Linked DNA regions of Homo sapiens: region 1 is linked to region 2. The links are chromatin loops, found by intact Hi-C in ENCODE. Cell type or tissue: GM12878. All regions are shown on one strand.

The links. A loop is a pair of places that touch in the nucleus more often than their neighbours do. Peaks named below come from ENCODE experiments on the same cell type or tissue, not always from the same donor. Only the 100,000 strongest peaks of a DNase experiment are listed, where the experiment ranks them.
Region 1: a loop joins it to region 2, with 2.5 times the contacts of the local background. A loop is called at or near these places in 1 of 110 quality-filtered maps.

What each region holds. Positions count from the first base shown.
Region 1 is chr6:74,709,906-74,714,905 of GRCh38, reverse strand. All of the region lies in intron 1 of LOC105377858 (a long non-coding RNA gene), which reads left to right. Among named protein-coding and RNA genes, the nearest start is that of SNORD156, 420 kb to the left of the region's middle. In GM12878, no CTCF peak of the experiment used is centred here; no DNase peak of the experiment used is centred here.
Region 2 is chr6:74,596,159-74,601,158 of GRCh38, reverse strand. The region is part of intron 2 of LOC101928516 (a long non-coding RNA gene); the gene reads right to left. The region is part of intron 2 of LOC105377858 (a long non-coding RNA gene); the gene reads left to right. Among named protein-coding and RNA genes, the nearest start is that of SNORD156, 530 kb to the left of the region's middle. In GM12878, no CTCF peak of the experiment used is centred here; a DNase peak (open chromatin) is centred at 2,558; H3K4me3 peaks cover 508 bases; H3K27ac peaks cover 1,599 bases.

The DNA of each region.
Region 1 (5,000 bases), 110 kb before region 2:
TTTGGATACAAATAGAAGATAAAAATAAAGAATTTTTTTTTCTAGAAAAACTCTGTGTAGCAGTGAACACAGTACCATATCCGTGAGTCCCTTGATTCTGAATGTATGGAAACCGTAATTAATATCTTAGGAAACTCATGAAGCACCTGAGATAGATGAAGAAAATAGTCCCTGATTATTTTTCAGGAAACTGGAAAATAACTTACATCCATTTGTCCCAGTGAAAAGGAAGCTAAAAGCAGAAGTTTGGAAACCTCTGAGACAAAATAAAATACATAACTATTAGAGCCATTTAGGGTTTTATTTTCCCCCCTCAGAGGAAGAGGCAGAGTTAATGGAATGGAGAATGTTACAATAGAAATTGTCCACATAAACATACAGGGCGAAGATTGCTGGGAGAACAAGGGGTGGGTAAAAGAGGAGAGAAAGCAGGCAGCAGCATTTTCTGAACATTATTTTTAATGTAAATTGGCTTCACCGGGGAAATGACAATTTTGTAAAGATTAATAAGGAACACCTTTCTGTGAGATTTAATATCTGCAGAGAAAATAAAGATTAAGAATATAATGATATAAATATGTAATTCTTCCTTAAGTTTTATGATTTTGTTAATGAAAAGTTGAGGGTTTTATGCATTTTACACACAGCATTTTACAAAAAATCATCCAATTAGTAGCTTCTTTTTTTTATTGTTTCACTTCCACCTGGACACAATAGCATTTTTGGCCTTGCATTCACATTCCTTCACTCCCACATTTCTGGAATGAATGAGCCACATCAGTTCAAGCCCCACTGACTGTAAATCTTTCACCTTTAAAAATAAAATAGGGTATAACTCTCAGTTCCTCATCATAAATCCAAAACTTCATTATTTCTGGCAGTCACAAATATTAGTTTTAATTGCAGTGGCCAAAAGCAATAGTTTCCAGTAATATGGATGAACCCAGTTAAATTTTGCTGTTTCTCTTAGTTATTTTATTTTTTTAAATGTCTCAAAAAAAAAAAACTGGAAAGGATCAAATAGCTATATATTAATGAGTCTTTCATATTTACATCATTCGATTTGTAACAAAAAAAGATGATAGAATAGATAATAAATGACGTGTCATACAGAAATACATTATAAATATAAGTGAACTATACTATATTTATTTTTTGGTTTGGGTGTAATTAATTTATTGTTGCAATGAATTGCTTGTAATTTGATCGAATGTAGATCAAAATTTTTCAAAACTTCTGGTGCTTTCTAGTGATGTAAACATTAGGAGACTAGGTTGGTGAACAAAAAATATTTTTATTTTGCAAAATGCTTAGTCACTAAAATTGGTTTCTAATTCCATTTGCCATAATTTGAACAGTGATGATATAATATGTTAATTAGTCTGATTTGTTCATTCCACAATGTGAGCTATACTATATTTTAAAGAGAGTCTAAGTAAAGTTAAATTTTATGAATATAATTTCTAACCTTTTGGAGTTTATGTATTTTGAGAGAAAGAGCATACAAGTTTTAAATATAACAATGACAGATATAAAGTAAGCATATTGAGAACTTATACTAATTAATTTTTTAGATTTCTTTAAATTTCAAGTTATTTCATATTTGCTGTCAGCCAGCATTCTCTTCTAACTTAAATATTTTATTTAATTTATTTTTTATATTTAATTTTATTTTAATTTCCGGGATACACGAGCAAGACATGCAGGTTTGCTACACAGGTAAACTTGTGCGATGGTGGCTTGCTGCACCTATCAACCCATCACCTAGGTATTAGGCCACACATGAATTACCTATTTATCCTGATGCTTTCCCTCTCCCTGCTCCCCCACAGGCCCCAGTGTGTGTTGTTCCCCTCCCTGTGTCCATGTGTTCTTGGTTGTTCAGCTCCCACTTATGACTGAGAACATGCATTGTTTGGTTTTCTGTTCCTGTATTAGTTTGCTGAGGATAATGGCTTCCAACTCCACCCATGTCCCTGCAAAGGACATCATCTTGTTCCTTTTTATGGCTGCAAAGTATTCCATAGTGTATATGTACCACATTTTCTTTATCTAGTCTATCTTTGATGGGCATTTGGGTTGATTCCCTGTCTTTCTATTGTGAATAGTGCTGCAATAAACATATTTGTGCATGTGTCTTTATAGTAGAATGATTTATATTCCTTTGGGTATATACCCAGTAATGGGATTGCTGGGTCAAAGAGTATTTCTGTTTCTAGATCCTTGAGGAATCGCTACACTGTCTTCCACAATTGATGAACTAATTTACATTCCCACCAACAATGTAAAAGCATTCCTATTTCTCCCTAGCCTCACCAGCATCTGTTTTTTCTTGACTTTTAATAATCACCATTCTGACTAGTGTGAGATGGTATCTCATTGTGGTTTTTATTTTCATGTCTCTAATGATCAGTGCTGACCTTTTTTCATATGTTTGTTGGCTGCGTAAATGTCTTCTTTTGAGAAGTGTCTGTTCGCGTCTTTGCCCATTTTTTTTATGGGATTGTTGGTTTTTTTCTTGTAAATTTGTTTAAGTTCCTTGTAGATTCTGGATATTAAACCCTTGTCAGATGGATAGATTGCAAAAATTTTCTCCCATTCTGTAAGTTATCTGTTCACTCTAATTATAGTTTCTTTTGCTGTGCAGAAGCTCTTTAGTTTAATTAGGTCCCATTTGTCAATTTTTGCTTTTGTTGCAATTGCTTTTGATATTTTTGTCATGAAATCTTTTCCCCTGCCTATGTTCTGAGTGGTATTGCCTAAATTTTCTTCTGGGTTTTTTATAGTTTTGGGTTTTACACTTGTAACTTAAATATTTTAATAGATAGAAATGTCAGTATTAATTCAATATAGTTAAAGTAACTCAATAAACATTTAACAAATATTCTCTAGCTGATCCAATGAGGGCTTTATATTCAGGAACAAGATATCAAGTGATGTGGAAGATTTGCATCTTCCACTAATACTGTCTCCTCAATTAGAAGTTTAAGTTTTCTGATCATAGAATTGTTTCATTGTCATCTGGCAAATTTTTTAATGTTAATACAAGTTTTTCTAAGATTTATATTGTTTCAGTCAAGAGCTGACCAAAAGGAAGGGTAGAAATAGAATCTAAATAAATTCATAAAAAATGAGGAGAAAGAGACTATGGTATCCATCATCACATGGATGTGGAAGGTTGGTTTGGCTGACAAAACTTGTCAGACGGCTTATCCTTCCTTCCTCAGCCCTACTATGTCCTTCTAAAATCTGAGCAAGTGTATGATGCTTTCAGTAATTAAAAAAAAAGGCAGACTTTGATCAGGGGAATAAAAGTAACTGGTGCAATTTACTACAATTTTAAAGTAAGAATTAGACCTCTGACTGTAATTTGTTACAAGCATAATTTTATTATATTAACACATCATATATTTTAGGAGTTATGGGGTTGATTAATTCTAAATTGAAGTTTTGTGCTGAATTTAAAAGTCAAAAAGGTATTTGGGTCAGATGTATTTGTTTTCAATAATTATCCTATTTAACATAAATTTTCTCCAATGCGTACTTCTCATCACTTATTCTACTTCATGACAGGAAGGCCTACTGATATAAACCAAACCAAATAATGCAATTGTAATTGCATTATTATTTTATCTAAATTAATTGTTTGGAACTTGTTATAGAGGAATCTAGTTGTCATCCACATTATACTTTCTCCCCCTCCTTAGTAACAGAATACTGATTTTTAGCAGGTCACACTACTTCCCTAGCTGAAAAAATACAGTATTTCTTGAAAGTAGGTATGCCCTATAACTAGATTCCGGACAATGAGAACTAAAAGTAACTATTAGAAGACAAAATCTCACTGAAATTATAATGAGAATAGATGATACACGAAGTTTAATAATGGAATTGGAAGATGACCGTGGAACAAGTTTCCTAGAAAGAAAAAAGAAAGATGAGAAGAGAGAAAATGGGGATTAAAAATATGGACTTAGCAGATCAGTCCAAGAGGCTCAAAATACATTTAAGAGTAACTTCAGTTAGGAGACAAAATGGTGAAGAAGAAATTATTAAGAAATAATACAAGTCCCACTGCATCACTTGGATAGCCTAAAAAACAAACAAACAAAGACATTTCCCCAAAAGAAAGAACATGAGTCTCAAGTTTAAAAGACCCACTGCATCTCCAGCCCAATGAATGAAAGAAGACACACAGCAAGCATATTAGCACTATTAGCATGGTATTTATTTTTCTTTCTTTTCTTTTTTTTTTGACAGAGACTCACTGTCGCCCAGGCTGGAGTGCAGTGGCATGGTCTCGGCTCATTGCAACCTCCATCTCCTGGGTTCAAGTGATTCTCTGGCCTCAGCCTCCTGAGTAGCTGGGGTCACAGGCCTGGGCCACCATGCCAAACTAATTTTTGTATTTTTAGTAGAGATGGGGTTTCATCATGTTGATCAGGCTGGTTGAATTCTTGGCCTCAGGGATCTGCCCACCTTGGCCTCCCAATGTACTGGGATTATAGGTATGAGCCATCGTGTGGCGTTTAATACAATATTTCTAATGAAGACAAAAATCACAAAAGTCTCCAGAGAGGAAAAAGCCTCCTCATACAGGAATAGCAACACTAGGTTACACTAGGTTAGACCAGCACTTCTCCAATGTTAATGTGCTTACAGCCTACAGATCTGGTTAAAAATGCAGATTCCAATCCAGTAGGTTTGAGGTGGAACCAGAGATCTTTTTTGACAAGATTAGAGATGACGTTGGTGCTGGCGGTTCGTTGACTCCATGTCAAGTTAAAAATTACTGGCAGATACAAGTAATGCCTTCAAATTTTAAGAGAAAATATCTTGAAATCTCGAATTCTGCATCTGGTAAATTGACTTGTCAAATAAAATAGTAGAATAAAGCCATTTTCAGGTATGAGAACCTCAAATGCTATCTCCTATATCCAAAGCTAGCAAAATGAAAGGAGAACCAAGAAGGGAGAAGACATGGAATCTGGGAAAAAGGA
Region 2 (5,000 bases):
TGTTAAAAAGTGCGTATGTATGATTGTGCATATGTGTGTGTGCATATGTGCATGTATGTGCAGAAATTCATTCTGCAAACAGAATTTTTAACGTTGAAATATGAGGCTTTTCCTGTACAAGTTGTACATAATTTCCCCAGAAATTAGTGCAATAAATTTTTGCATGTATGCTTGTGTAAGACAGAGAGACCTTTGGATGCAAGAGAAGTGTTTTATTTGTCTTTGGATCCCAAGCACCAATAGAGTGGACACCTCATAGTAGATATTCAATAGATCTTCCTGATGATTAAATCTTGTGGCCAGAGGCCGGGCGCAGTGGCTCACGCCTGTAATCCCAGCACTTTGGGAGGCCGAGGTGGGCGGATCACGAGGTCAGGAGATCGAGACCATCCTGGCTAACACGGTGAAACCCCTTCTCTACTAAAAATGCAAAAAATTAGCCAGGCGAGGTGGCGGGCGCCTGTAGTTCCAGCTACTTGGGAGGCTGAGGCAGGAGAATGGCGTGAACCCCGGGGGGTGGAGCCTGCAGTGAGCCCAGATTACGCCACTGTACTCCAGCCTGGCCGACAGCGAGACTCCGTCTCAAAAAAAAAAAAAAAAAAAAAATCTTGTGGCCAGAAATTGCCAATGGCATTTGATATTACAAACTAACTGGTTCTAAAAAATATATAATTAGAGGTGGCAATACAATGGAAACATGTATTTGAAGTAAAAAGTAATGAAAATATCTGGATTCAAGAACTGGTTCTCATAAGTTACTACTGTATGGCCTAGATTATTGTGCCTTCAGTGGATAAAAGGAGGAGGGTAAAGAAGTGTAAAAATAGTTAAATAAAAAGGCTACATGGGGATTATTAATTTTTAGGTAATTTTTCAGTCATTCAAAAAATGTATTTTAAGTTCTTACTATGTGTCAGACACTGTTTTTGGGTGATGGAACTATAGAAAGATAGCTTTCTGTTCTCAGGAAGTTTACATTCCAGGGAGAGTATATTATGTTATATTACATGACATTATACTATACATTAAGTACTATATCTTTGCAATTTATGCTATATATTATATAATATATTAAGTAATATTGTGTCGATAGACATTTTAGAAAGTGTATTACTACTATGTTAGTGAGATTATATACATATGTATATGTGTGTGCATATATATATTATATAGACACAAAAATAATTAGTATGAAGAAAAATAAAGCATTGTGAGATTATGGTGTTGACATTCTAGATGAGATGGTCAGAGAGACGACATTAGAGCAGGGCCCTGAAAAAAGTATGTCAGTAAGTTATAGAAGAAATAGGGGTAGAGTATTATAAGCAGAGGGAAACTGAAATGAAGTCTTAAAGAAAGACTCAGCTTTATTTCTTCAAGAAAAAATAAGAACTTCTGTGTGATCAAGCATCGTGAGTCAAGTGAAGCATGGAAGGCCATGATGTTGGAGAGCTGGGCTGAGGCTGGACTGTGAAGGGGCTTTCTATGCTGTGCTAAGTGCTTGGAACTCAGAATAAGTCAGTCATCGATACATAATACATAATCAGTACCTAAATACCAATGAAAGTCAATAGACAGGAAAAATTCCCAATGACTGAACCTAGGGAACTCCTGTATTTAGAATTGTGAAGAATGATGAGGGACCATCTGTGTCAAATATCACTGCAAGATTGAGGAAGACAAGGACTGATAATTGTCCTTTGTATTTGCTGCCCTTCATAGGAACAGTTTAGTGAAGTGCTGGAGACAAAAGCCTGAAATAGGAACTTTGGGACTTGGAATGAAAAATGAAGAAATTGAGCTATTGAAGGAAGGGATGTGGGGGAAATGAAATCTTTCTTCTAAGATGGGAGCTATCATTTCATACTTGTAAGACAACAGGATTGGACAGATGGAGATCGTGATGGGGAGAGTATTCCTGGAAGAGCAAACTTCACTAGCAATGATCACAGGTCTGGCTAATACTGAGGGTAGAGGGGGGAATAAGAGTCATATTGTCTGATCTTATCAAGTTTAGTCTCAAATTTCCAACCCTAAAAGCTACTGAAAGCACTTTGCATTATCAATATTGAGATGGCAATATAAAATAATATTTTTGTACTTTTTCAAAGTTGTACCCTATGTAAACAGTTGATAGTAGAATATAATAGAGCCTAAAGTCAACAAGTAGCTTCAGTTCCTCTTGAATCAGCCTTACAAGTGATGAGTTATGGGTTGTTGGTAAATATGTAACCACAAACTCTCTGGAGAAAAGAAAACACCCTGATTTACAATGACTGCCAATTATTGTAGTGTAAATACTCTTACCATGGATGATTTAGGCTACCAACTATTTAACAAGCAGGTTACAACATTCCTGAGTATTTAACAAGCAGCTCTCATATGTGTAGGAGTCAGCTCCTGCACACCATGGCCAGTTATAATTTCAAAATTACAATCCCTCCTTGAAGACAGAAACTGTGCCTGGTCCATTTCTCTATCTCTTTAAGCACTGAGTATGTCGATTTACCTAATGTAGCCACACACTAAATATTTGGTGAAAGAAGGAAGGATGGCAGGTGCTCTGACTAATATCTGGAATAACATCTGCAACTGCAACTCTGCCTAGAACACGCTTGCCTGATTCTGCCTTACATGACTCACCTTAATTGTCACATTGTTAGAAGGGTCTCTCTACTTATTCTAAACAAGTAGATTCTTCACAATTATTTTATCTCTCTGCACTCTGTTTACTTTATTCATAGTATTCATCATGATTGTTATCATTTTACACCATTTGTTTATTTACTTATCTAACTAACCTACCAGACTATAATTACAAAATAGAGCAGGGACTATTTTATTCCCAGTGCATAAATGGCACTCAGAATAGCACCTAACCCATAATACACAATTAATATACTTTCACTAAGTGTTTTTACATGATTTATCAGTAAAAATCAGGCTATTTAACAAAATATTTAATCTTATTGGTAAATTATTTTGATATCTACAATATCATTATTCTTTATTTTCCATTTTCTTATTAAAATAGAAAGTTCATGTTGTTAATGTTCACCAACTTTGTTTTCTATATATAGATGTCATTGTCATTTTGAAACTGTGTAATACTTTGTTAGTTTTATATTCTAGAATGTTATCCATGTTCTCTGTGCTTATTTTCGAAATTCACATATGCTGTCATACACACATTAAAAACAGAGGCAAACACCAGTAGACAAAGAAAAAGACATTTATCCTACTAACATGCATTAGAAAATGTGAATTTTTATATACAAATAAAATACCAAAGACCTCTTTCCTGATACAGCTACAGAGACCTCCAGCGTAGGATTATACAGCCTTGCTCACCTGTTTTTTTATGATGCCCTTTGCTAACACTGTTTCCTCTGATTGGAATGTCCTTCTCATCAGAGTCTCCACCATCAAAATTCTACTTCTTAACAAATGCCATCTTTACTGTCCAGTTGTGAAATGTTTCTCATTTTCATACATCACTCACTAAAAAAATGAGTATTTACTAAGAAACATCTATGTATGTTTCCGGGACTAAGTAATTACAAGTAATTCAAGATAAATAAGATAATGGCCTGGCTGCAAGGAGCTTACTGTACAGATGGGATTCAGACAAATAAGCCCATGGGCTTCACACAGGGTCAGGTGGGAAGCGCTAATCAAATTTGAGCAGTCAGGAAATGCTAGAAAAGGCAGTGGTTATCCTGAGTCATATCCTCTCCAGATGTGTTTTCCTCTTCATTCAAGTCCTACAAGACATTTATTTTCCTTATGATGTTGGTAAAGTTTTATGCTTATTTAGATATTATAAGTGTATTTTATACATCATGAATATGCTTATTTCTATATGTGTTTTTATTTGTTAACACATCATCTTTATTTCTCATTCATGTCAATTAATTATCTGGCTGGTGGCCTACCAGCTTACTCAGGATCTGGGCTCCTTCCACGTAGTGGTTGCTCCAAATACTCCATTGGCTTCTCTGAGTCTGGCTAGGAGATGAGAGAAGAGAAATATCCTGCAGAGAACCTCAGGAACAATTGCAGGAGTCACCTACCACACTAGATACATTCAAATGGCCATAGGTAGGCACATGTGGCCTCAATTAATTTTACCTATGATTAAACAGTGAACTGAATTATGCAACTAATTTCTAATATAATGGTAATAACCATTAAAGTATATTTATTTATAATACCTTCCCATTCTTTTTATCTGAAAAAAAAAGTTAAAAGTTTAATTGCATACTTTTCAATATTGTTCCTGTCTAGCACTAAGTCCACACATCTGGTAGAGAATTCTCATTAACATTCCATGCTGGGGAGTGAGGTACTCAAAGAGGCACTTCTTCCTTGAGTTAAATATGCAGTCTTGGTCCAGACACAGCTGTGGGTCACCAGGAGGTTTGGCTGTTGAACACAACACTTTCTGTCTTCTGGTTTATAAACACTAATTCAGCAATTTGAAGTGAGAATTTTTTCCAGAATTTTATGAAAATGTGGCATTTTTCAAAGCACTCATCCAAGAAAAGATCTAGCTACAAACTCTATCCATGGACAATACCACCATGTTTCCCAATTTTTCCCTTTAAAAAGTGAATGAATTTGTGTTACAATGCCTTCTAGGTAGAAGTTGTTCCTAGGTACACTCCAGTACCATAGTAAAGGCCAATGACAGCTGTAATAATTTCCTAAATGTTGTATGAACTGAGAATAGGCATAACTGCTAAAGATTGGGTGATCATATAATTTATCTTGTAAGATGATATAAGTTAGCATCAAGTCTGATTATCAACACAGCAAGAATTACATATCATGAAATTGATGTATATGACATAGACATATGAAGCTAAGAAGATCAACATGTGCAATTAAAATATTCCATCATTAGGGTTATAAATTCACTTCTAACAATGCCTGATACAACAGCTGAGCGCCCCCCGATAGAGCTATAATCCATCCTAATTATTTTTAAAATTATGTAA